Regions from separate parts of the Mus musculus genome. Here region 2 is linked to region 1. The links are chromatin loops, found by intact Hi-C in ENCODE. Cell type or tissue: heart. All regions are shown on one strand.

Region 1 (5,000 bases):
GTGAGAGTCAGAGGACAGCTTTTTTTTTTTTTTAAAGATTTATGTATTTTATGTGAGCACAATGTCACTATCTTCAGACACACCAGAAGAGGGCATCAGATCCCATTACAGATGGTTGTGAGCCACCATGTGGTTGCTGGGAATTGAACTCAGGACCTCTGGAAGAGCAGCCAGTGCTCTTAACCGCTGAGCCATCTCTCCAGCCCCAGAGGGCAGCTTTTGGGAGTTGATTCTCTCCTTCCACTGTGTGGGTTTCTGGGATTGAACTCAAATCAGGCCGTTAGGCTTCACAGCAAACATGTGCCTTTACACACTGAGCCATTTGCTGCCCCTGTATGTATGGTAAACTTTTGATTGTTATAAAATATCCGAGTCCAGTCAACATGTTTTTAAAATCAATTCTACCAGATCATTTGAGTTTCTGTTCTTTCCTCTGTGTCTAGTTTAAAAATGTTCCTTTTTGATCCATGAAAGTTGACTTTTCCCCAAGGTATCCAAGATGTTTTCCTCTTTCACTAATCTAGCTGGGAAGCTGAATATGTGTGGTATGGTATGTATACATACCTCTGTGTATATGTGTGGTATGTATGTGCATTTGTGTGTATACCTGTGTGTGTGTGTCTGTGTGCATGTGTGTATCTGTGTGCATGTGTATGTGTTGTATATGGTGTGGTATGTATCTGTATCTGTGTGTATGTGTGTGTGATGTGGGAGTGTGTGTGATGTGGTATGTATGTGTATTTGTGTGTGCCTGTTTGTGTGTCTTTGTGTGTATGTGTTTATGTATGCATGTGTGTGTGTCTCTGTATATGTGTGTGTGCATATGTATATGTATAGGTATAGGTATATGTGAGTGGGTGAATGTGAGTGTATATCTGTGTGTGTATGTATGTTAGTGTGTGTGGTGTGTGTGTGGTATGTGTGTATCTGTGTGTGTGTTGCTTGGTTTTAATTGTCAACTTGACATAACGTAGAATCATCTGGGAAGGGAGTTTGTTGAGGGATTCTCTGGAATAGCTGGCCTGTGGGTATGTCTGTAGAGGATTGTCTTGATAGTCAGTGTTCTGATGCTGTGAAGAGACATGGTGACCAAGAGAACTATTATAAAGAATAACATTTTTCAGTTATTCTTTTTTTTTTCTTTCCATTTTTTATTAGGTATTTAGCTCATTTACATTTCCAATGCTATACCAAAAGTCCCCCATACCCACCCACCCCCACTCCCCTACCCGCCCACTCCCCCTTTTTGGCCCTGGCGTTCCCCTGTTCTGGGGCATATAAAGTTTGTGTGTCCAATGGGTCTCTCTTTCCAGTGATGGCCGACTAGGCCATCTTTTGATACATATGCAGCTAGAGTCAAGAGCTCCGGGGTACTGGTTAGTTCATAATGTTGATCCACCTATAGGGTTGCAGATCCCTTTAGCTCCTTGGGTACTTTCTCTAGCTCCTCCATTGGGAGCCCTGTGATCCATCCATTAGCTGACTGTGGGCATCCACTTCTGTGTTTGCTAGGCCCCGGCTTTTCAGTTATTCTTAACTGAAACTGAAATAACTGCTTCCAGTTTTAGATGTTTAGTTCATTGTTCTCATGGCAGGCGACATGGCAACATACAGGTAGAAGTGGTGCTATAAAAGATGAGAGTTCTACATCTGGATCCAGATCCACAGACAGCAGGAGGACAATGTGACACTGGGCTTAGCTTGAGCATTTAAAACCTTAAAGCCTTCCCCCAGTGACACACTTCCTCCTATAAGGCCCCACACCTACTCCAACAGGGCCATACCCCCTAATTTCTCTCAAGTAGTGCCACTCCCTAATGACCAAGCATTCAAATATGTTAGCCTGTGGGAGCCATTCCTATTCAAGCATCCACACCTAGCCTGCTCTGGGGTGCGCCAGTCTATGCTGGGTCCTGAACTGAGACTGAAGCAAGATAGCTGAGAACAAGCAACCACAGCCCACGTGTTCTCTGGCCCTCTGCTCTTGGCTATGGATGTGGTCTTTCGTGTTTCTGCATTGACTTCCACTCTATAGTGGGCTGCAGCCTGGGATTGTGAGCCAAATAAACCCATTTCTTTCCTAAATTGCTTTTGGCCAGGGTGGGTTTTTCTTTTTTCTTTATCACAGCAACAGAAAAGTAAGTGTGTGTCTGTGTGCACTTGTGCCCTTCCACTAAGAATATAATCTTCTACTGATGAACAGAAAATGCTCTGGCCTGGCAGATAGCATCTTTTCCAGGTCTCGGGGAGTCACACGACTGCAGCTTTCCCTGGTTTCTATGAGGCTGTTGATGATAAAGTGCAGGCTTGAGTCTGAGCCCGTGTATGAGAACTTGAGAAATGCTCGGAGTCTGGGGGCCTCTTTAAGGTCTGGATGCTGTCCTGTGGGAGCCGATGCCTCCCCAAGGCTGTAGCAAGGCAGAGGCTAGGAGGTACAGGGAGGTGGAGCTGGGATTACCTCTTCACTTGGGGTTTTACACCCAGGGAACCCCACTGTGCCCTGGAGGCAACCATGGTGGAAACAGGGCAGATCTGCCCTCTCTCACCAATCTCTTGGGACCCTACCAACTCACCGCATTGTCCGAGCTGTGCTGAGCAGCATAAAGGACACTTGGGTTGGCATCAGCATTTGCCTAGGCCTGACCTGCCTTACCAGGAATGGAAGCATATCCAGACAGCCTGGGTCGTTCAGCACACTTGGCGCTAAGCTCCTCCGAGTTAGGGTGTTTGGGAAACTGGTTCTCAGTAAAAGGACGAGCTGTAGTGGCACAGAATCCAGAGTTGTCTTGTGGACTGGTGAAGATGGTGCTGCCGCCAAGCTGGCTGCCTTGAGAATGAGGGTTTCTTAATGAAAGCTGGAGAGCCTGTGTTCGTACTGCTGCCCTCTTGTGGGCAACTCGGAGTATGGCAGCTCTGCCTTTGTTTTGAGTTTTACCACCTGAGACAGAGGAGTATTGGAAAGTGAGACTTGCAAAGTTAGTCTCTTGTTGTTGTTGTTGTTGTTGTTGTTGTTGTTTGTTTTGCTTTTTCTAGACATACTTTCTCTGTGTAGCAGCCCTGGCCATAATTCACTTTGCACTACCATACCCAACTATGAAGTCAGTCTTAAATGGAGTATCTGAGGTATTTGTCCAACACAGCAAACCATTGCAGAAGCCAGACCCTCTCTAGACACAGGAACCTGGAGACTTCTGTCGGGGGTGGGGGTGGGAGTGAGGCGGCGGCAGTGTTGGCCTTCTTAGCCATGGCGCTGTCTGAGAATGTCCACATCGTCTGCTCCTGAGTATTTCAGGTGTCCTCAGTCTCCACTAGTCAGTGCTTTGTGGGAGAGGAAGAGGATATGATTCTCTGTCCATCTCAAGTTATGAATAGAAATATATATATTTAAAGGAGTTCAAGGGTTTCAGTGGGGAAAATAAAAAATGCTTTTTTTAAGTCCCAACAAGAGGATATTGTTATGATCTCAAGGTAAGAAGGAGAGGCCTTCTTAGCACAACTTCAGTACACACTGCAAAGGGCATCCTTTTGGGGTTTGCAGAGAGTGAGACACACGCCACATAGGCAGAGGATATGTGATAAACACACCCAGGAAACTAGCTCCTGGAGGGCTGCGCAGCCTGGGTGGACAGTTCTAACCCAGCATAGAATGGAGGAGAAACCAATCCAAACCTAGAAGACAAAGATAGATAATTCATAAACACAGAAAAGATGCCCAGGTTTGCTTGAAGTCAGGAATGGAAACTGAAGGACCAGGGCTGAAGAGATGGCTTAGCCGTTAAGAGCCCTGGCTCAGAGACCAGGGTTCCATTCCCAGGACCCATGTGGTGTTTCCAAGCATCTGTAATTCCAATTCTGGGGGATCCGGCCCCCTCTTCAGGTTTCCACATGTAATCTACGCATGTAGTACATTTAACATATAAGCGAGCAGAATATTCATACATATAAAATAAAAATACATCGTAAAATATTTAAATGAAGAACTACTTATTAGCTAGTGGAACTGATAATACCTTAAAAATATGAGTATTGTACAATAGCTCAGAGGTGAATGGAAACTTCGGTGTCTCATATGACACAGGCTGACTTCTAACTTGCCATGTAGCTGTGGATGACCGTGAACGCCTGACGGTCCTGCTTCTATTTCTCAAGGGCTGGGATTGCAGGCTTTGTGCTGCCAGGATAGGGGCTGCTGCTTTTCTCTCTGCCAGGCTGCTGTTCCTCTCCCCTCCCCCTCCCCCTCCCCCTTTCCCTCCCCCTCCTTCTCTCCCCTCTCCTTCCCCTCCCCCTCCCCCTCTCCCCTGTCCTCCCCTCCTTGCCCGTCCTTCCTCCTCCTAAGGACAATTTTCCTGTCAGAATGGCTCCTAGGTTTTGTGTGTGTGTCAGTGTTTGTCTGAGAGTAAAGTGTTTCCTTAACTCTCACAGTTGAGAGTTTGCTTACCTTCTACTTTGTAAATAAGTTTTGTATTTCACTGTACTAAGATTTCTTTTTGAAAGGAGTAGTTTCTGAAAAGAACAGGAAACAAAGTTAGGGGACATAGCACATGCTGTAATCCAAGAATTCAGTAAGTTGAAACAGGGAGACTGGAATATGTTTAACACCTAGGCTCTAAACAGTATAACAAATAGAGGAAAAATGAAAGACGCAGAGAGGTGGGTGGAGCTGGCTTCTGGCAGCCTTGCAGCCTTGGCTTCTGAAGGGGGTGGGGGTAGGGGACGAGGACACAGAGACAGAGATCAGTGGTCTCTGATTATATTTTCTAAAAAATGTTAAGTTCTTGTTTCTGTGGATATGTGCGTGTGGATGTGTCTGTGGGTGTCCACAGAGGCCAGAGGAGGTGCTGGATCCCCTGTAGCTGGATTTACAGACATCTGTGGTGCTGGGAACTAAACCCAGATCTTCTACAAGAGCCTCGAATGTTCTTAACCTTAGAGCCATCTCTCCAGCCCCCTGATTTTTTTTCAAAGATTTATTTATTTTTATTTTATGTGTATAAGTGTTG
Region 2 (5,000 bases), 70 kb before region 1:
CTCAGTACCTGTGGCTCCCCTCACTCCCCACTCCCCTAAATCCACCCGGGGTGGGGGGTGTGGGTGGGGGTGGGGGTGGAGGGGTGCTGCTTCCCTTCCTCAGTCCTTCCCCCTTCTCCTTCCCCATATAACGCAGCTCTCCCGTTTGGCTGTGTGCGGTCTTGGTTCCTATAGCTCTCTTGGTTCTTTGGTCTGCTCTTGGCCTCCTCTTGCCTCTCTTCTCTTCCTCTCTCACTCCCTCACATCCTGTCCTCTCAGGGCTTGGTGCAGTCTGTTGGCCATGTTGAGGGTACTATTTTCTCTCCCTCCTCTGACCTGCAGATGCCTCTGGCTGTACTCTCCCTCATATCTACAATAAAATCCTTCTCCTCAGCCACATTCTGGATGCAGAATGCCTTCATTTCACTCACCCCAGTCCTCTTGAAAAGCACTGAGTGCTCTTAATCACTGAGCCATGATTCCAGCCCTTGGGTCATTTCTTTTACCCGTATACCCTGGCCATTACTCTGACTCTGTGGTCTCTCAGAAGACTTAACAGCTCCGCACATGGGAGCACAGAAGCAACCCCTACTGCAGAGCTCCGCACCTAGTGTGTCTGGGAAACACCCCATCGGAACCGCCCTGCAATTGGCAGCTGCTTTCCAGCTGTTGCTTCTATACAAAGGAAGCTTGGTTAGAGGGGTGACCTTGACAGCTTCCTGGGGAGAGTCAGCCTATCACTTTCCCACTTCTCCCTCCTGGTCCAGCTGACTGGCTTCCCGGAGCCTCAATGGGGCACAAGGACAATTGCTACTGTCACGTGGTGGATGGAACCACATATAAAGAGGTTGGAAAGAAAGAGTCTGGGCAACATAGTTTCCATAGTTTCCGCTTAACTCCAGCCAGAGTTTCTAAGTTGCAGCAAGCAATTCTTTTAGCAAGCTGCTTCTGTCTGGCTCTGCAGCCCTTCATCACCTCTGAGAGCCTGACTGGAATCACATGACTATTTGCATCTGGTTTGCATATGTCTACACCCACAGGACAGGCCAGCTCCTGAGTTTTAGCCTGTTCCTCCGGAGTTGGGCTTCATTCTTTTGAAAGCAGGGGCTGTTCTTGTATTACAGAGTTCTTGTAGACTTCTCAGCCATTCTCTGCAGGAGAAAATGCTGTTCCTGTAGGATAGGAGGCACACACTGCCAAAAGGGTGGGAAGGGGGCAGAATGCTAAACCTCAGATCACTCTCCAGGTTATTCTGTCTGTGCTGTCCCTTGGGCGGAGGCATTGCTGGCTGTAGAGAAAGGATCAAAATAGGGTCTGCTATGATCTCTGTGATCAGGGAATGGGCATTGTTCTGACTTGCTCATGCCAGAGCTATGTTTATTCTCGGGGTCACTGGGTTTCAGAGCTGGGTCCTTGGTTGTGATGGTTGTATATGCTTGGCCTAGGAAGTGAACTATTAAGAGGTATAGCCTTGTTGCAATAGGGGTGTCCCTGTGGACATGGGCTTTAATACCCTCATCCTAGCTGCCGGGAATCGAGTCTTCTCCTAGCGGCCTTCAGAGGAAGATGTAGAACTCTCAGCTCCTCCCACACCATGCCTGCCTGGACACTCCCGTGCTCCTGCCTTGATGATAATGGACTGAACCTCTGAACTTGTAAGCCAGCCCCAATTAAATGTTGTTTTTATAAGAGTTGCCTTGGTCATGGTGTCTGTTCACAGCAGTAAAACCCTAACTAAGACACTGGTCTACATTAGAGAAATGAGGGTGACCTCATTGGAATTCTTGTCTGTATATCTGAGCAATTAACATGGGTCCTCTATCCTTCCCTTGTTCACCCTTCCAGCAAAAAGCCCAGAGCCCTGCTACACATGAGGCCAGGGTTGGGGACAAAGGCCAACACATCAGTGTTTAAAAAGATGAGAAAGTAATAGTCAGTTCAAAAGGGAAGCTGACACAGTTTCCTCCATTGAAGTTTATAACAATGAGAACCTCAAAAGGAAGTGCTGGCTTTAATCCCAGCCTTCTGGATGCTGAGGCAGGCTGATCTCTATGAATTTAAGACTGTGCTGGTTACAGGACAGAAGGGCTGTTACACAGAGAAACCCTGTCTCAAAAAAGAAAACCACAACCACAGCAAAAGGAGCGAAAACAAACATCTTCAAAGATAGTAGGAAGGGTTTTTTGGACCTAAGAATGACAGGAGTTTTCTCAGGAAACAAAGAAGCAGGCGACACAGCAGAAGTCACATTATTTTGTCCTTAAGATGTATTCATTCTATTTACTGTATGTGAGTGTTTTGCCTACATGTATTTATGGGCGCCATGTGTGTATGATGCTCAAGAAGGCCAGAAGATGGAACTAGAGTTTCATCAGATCCCCTGGAACTAGAGTTATAGATGGTTGTAAGCTGTCATGTAGGTGCTTGGAACCAAACCCAGGTCCTCTGGAAGAATGGCAAATACTCTTAACCACAGAACAGCTTTTCCAGCCCCCAGAAGGCACACTATACTGGTGTAGGGTAGTATAAGCCAGTTGTTGGAGCACGGAAGCAGTAACAGGGGAAAGCCTTTGCTTTGTCTTGATGAGAGTTGGGAGCTAGTGAAGCTATTGTTCTGGTCTCTCTAGACGTCTTTACAGAGAAGACTGGTAAGACCTCTCTTAGTTCAGCTCACTATTAAACCACCAGTCCTTTTGGGAGAAGTACCTAGGAAGACTACAAAGAACTCCCCCTCCAGAGTGTGACTTCAAATGGGAGTCTGTAGAACGCACTCCTACTGAGTGCTTAGCCAAGAAGAGAGATAACTAAGGGTGGGGAGCTGAGATGGATTGTTGGCTGTGGTTTGTGTGAGTGTGGGGAGCGGGGTGGTGGTAAAACCTGACTGAGACTCCAGAGGAAAGAACTGGGAGTTGAGCGAGGAATAATAATTGGCTTGGGATTAGCAAGCTGCTTCTTCACTCCACCTTTGCAAAGTGCAGTGGGTAGCCTCAGGGCTAAGCCTAGTACCTGGCACAAGCAGGCACTCAATCAATAATTATTTATGGAGTCATTAACCATTGGATAATCCTTCCTCTGGTTTAATCCAAGGTTGTCAAAGACTTCCAGTCTCTGATCCCAGGATTCTGCCTTGTCTTGTGTCCTCTGGGCAGGATTCTTTACTGGAAATGGCCATGCCCTAGATTTTTAACCAAGAGCACTTGGCTTCGGGCCATTCTCAAACTAGGAACAAAGCAAGAGGCCAGGAAATGTCTCCAAGGTTCACAAAGTTACAGAGAGTCAAAGTAATTTTTCCCCAAGCAGGCCACCATCATTTCAGATATAACATTCATGTTCTGGGAAACATGGCACTTTCTTTCTTTCAATCTCTCTCTCTTTCTTTTTTTTTTTAAGATTTATTTATTTATATGAGTACACTGTAGCTGCCTTCAGACACATCAGAAGAAGGCATTGGATCCCATTACAGATGGTTGTGAGCCACTATGTGGTTGCTGGGAATTGAACTCAGGACCTTTAGAAAAGCAGTCAGTGCTCTTAACCACTGAGCCATCTCTCCAGCCCAACATGGCAGTTTCTTACAGAGAATTCCATTCCCAGAGCCCTGGATGGTGTGTGTGTGTGTGTGTGTGTGTGTGTGTGTGTGTGTGTGTGTGCACGCAAGCGCACGCTTGCGCATGCACGGGAGGGAAACAGAGGGGGCTGGGGAGAGGACTCATTCCTTTAAGGAGCACTCTTAGATGTAACTGCATTTCCCAGGTTGGGTGGATACTAGCTGACAAATGTTAATAAAAGAGGGGACTAAAAGGTTAAAATGAGAGTAACTAAGAATCCAAAGTCTTTGCAAACAGGCTGGTAATGGCCCCCTCGGGCAGAGTACCATTTAAGCTAAAACACACATAAGGACTCTGAATCAAAGGGTTAACACTCCCAGGCAGGTCTGGGCCTGCAGAGAACCTAAAGAGACTCCCCAAAGCTCCACTTGCCTGCTGCTTAGATCAGATCTGCATTCCTGAACAGGGGCACCTATAGTAGAATCCCCTAGCCCATCTGTCTAGGCAGGGAAGAAGAGTGCTACTGATAGCTCTGTGCTGGCTGATGTGACCCTGCCATCACTTTAGGGGACATCAGAGAGAGTTTATAAACCTCCTCTGCTGTTGCTTCTGGTGCTTCCTTCTGTGGTGGTTTCCTTCCCTGAATTCCTTGGGGCATTTTTAATTATTAAGCAATTATCTTTATTGTCCTTGTTTCTTTACAGTACTAGGGATCAAACTAGACCCTCTTTTTTTTTTATGTTGGTGGTGAAGGGAAGGGCAGAGAGATGATGTGAGGAAGACCAGAGGTTCTGGAGGAGGTAGGAAGGACGTCAGATTCTTAGGAGAAGGTAGGTGGAGTTGTTTGTTTTGAGTGCAGGTGCCTGTGGCTGCACAGGTCAGAAGAGGGTGTCAATCCCCTGGAGCTGGAGTTAACAGGCAGCTGCGAGCTTTGTGATGTGGGTGCTAGGAACCAAAGGCAGGTCTTCTGCAAGAGCAGTGAACACTCTTTACACCTGAGTCATCCTGCCAGCCCAGAGAATCATTTTCTGTGGGAACTGTAGTCAGAAGACAGATTGCAATGTGCCAGGCATGGAGCACTGTCGCACAGGATGAGGTCATTCCTTCCTGAGGAAAAAAGAAAAGAGGAAAAAAAACAAGACAGGACAAAGAAGGGCCTCTGAGAATATGGAGCCCCAATCCTGTGCAGGCAAGAGGAGGAGGCCTGACAGAGCACAAGGAGAGAGAAGGTGTGTGGTCCTGTGTGGAAGGTGCAGGACATGAAGGGGTTTCTCTCATGGAGAGACTCCCCTACACTTTTTTAAGAATTGAAGGTGGGGGTTGGAGAGATGGCTCAGTCATTAAGAGCACTGACTGTTCTTCTAGAGGTCCTGAGTTCAATTCCCAGCAACCACATGGTGGCTCACAACCATCTGTAATGGGATCTGATGCCTTCTTCTGGTTTGTTTGTACTCATATACAATAAATACATAA

What was found. A loop is a pair of places that touch in the nucleus more often than their neighbours do. Peaks named below come from ENCODE experiments on the same cell type or tissue, not always from the same donor. Only the 100,000 strongest peaks of a DNase experiment are listed, where the experiment ranks them.
Region 2: a loop joins it to region 1, with 2.5 times the contacts of the local background. A loop is called at or near these places in 15 of 42 quality-filtered maps.

The regions. Positions count from the first base shown.
Region 1 is chr14:24,180,020-24,185,019 of GRCm38, reverse strand. All of the region lies in intron 5 of Dlg5 (discs large MAGUK scaffold protein 5), which reads left to right. Among named protein-coding and RNA genes, the nearest start is that of Gm52143, 29 kb to the left of the region's middle. In heart, a CTCF peak has its summit at 2,893 (motif pointing left); a DNase peak (open chromatin) is centred at 2,789; H3K27ac peaks cover 815 bases.
Region 2 is chr14:24,249,705-24,254,704 of GRCm38, reverse strand. No RefSeq gene overlaps it. Among named protein-coding and RNA genes, the nearest start is that of Dlg5, 6.3 kb to the right of the region's middle. In heart, no CTCF peak of the experiment used is centred here; no DNase peak of the experiment used is centred here; H3K4me3 peaks cover 1,019 bases; H3K27ac peaks cover 2,196 bases.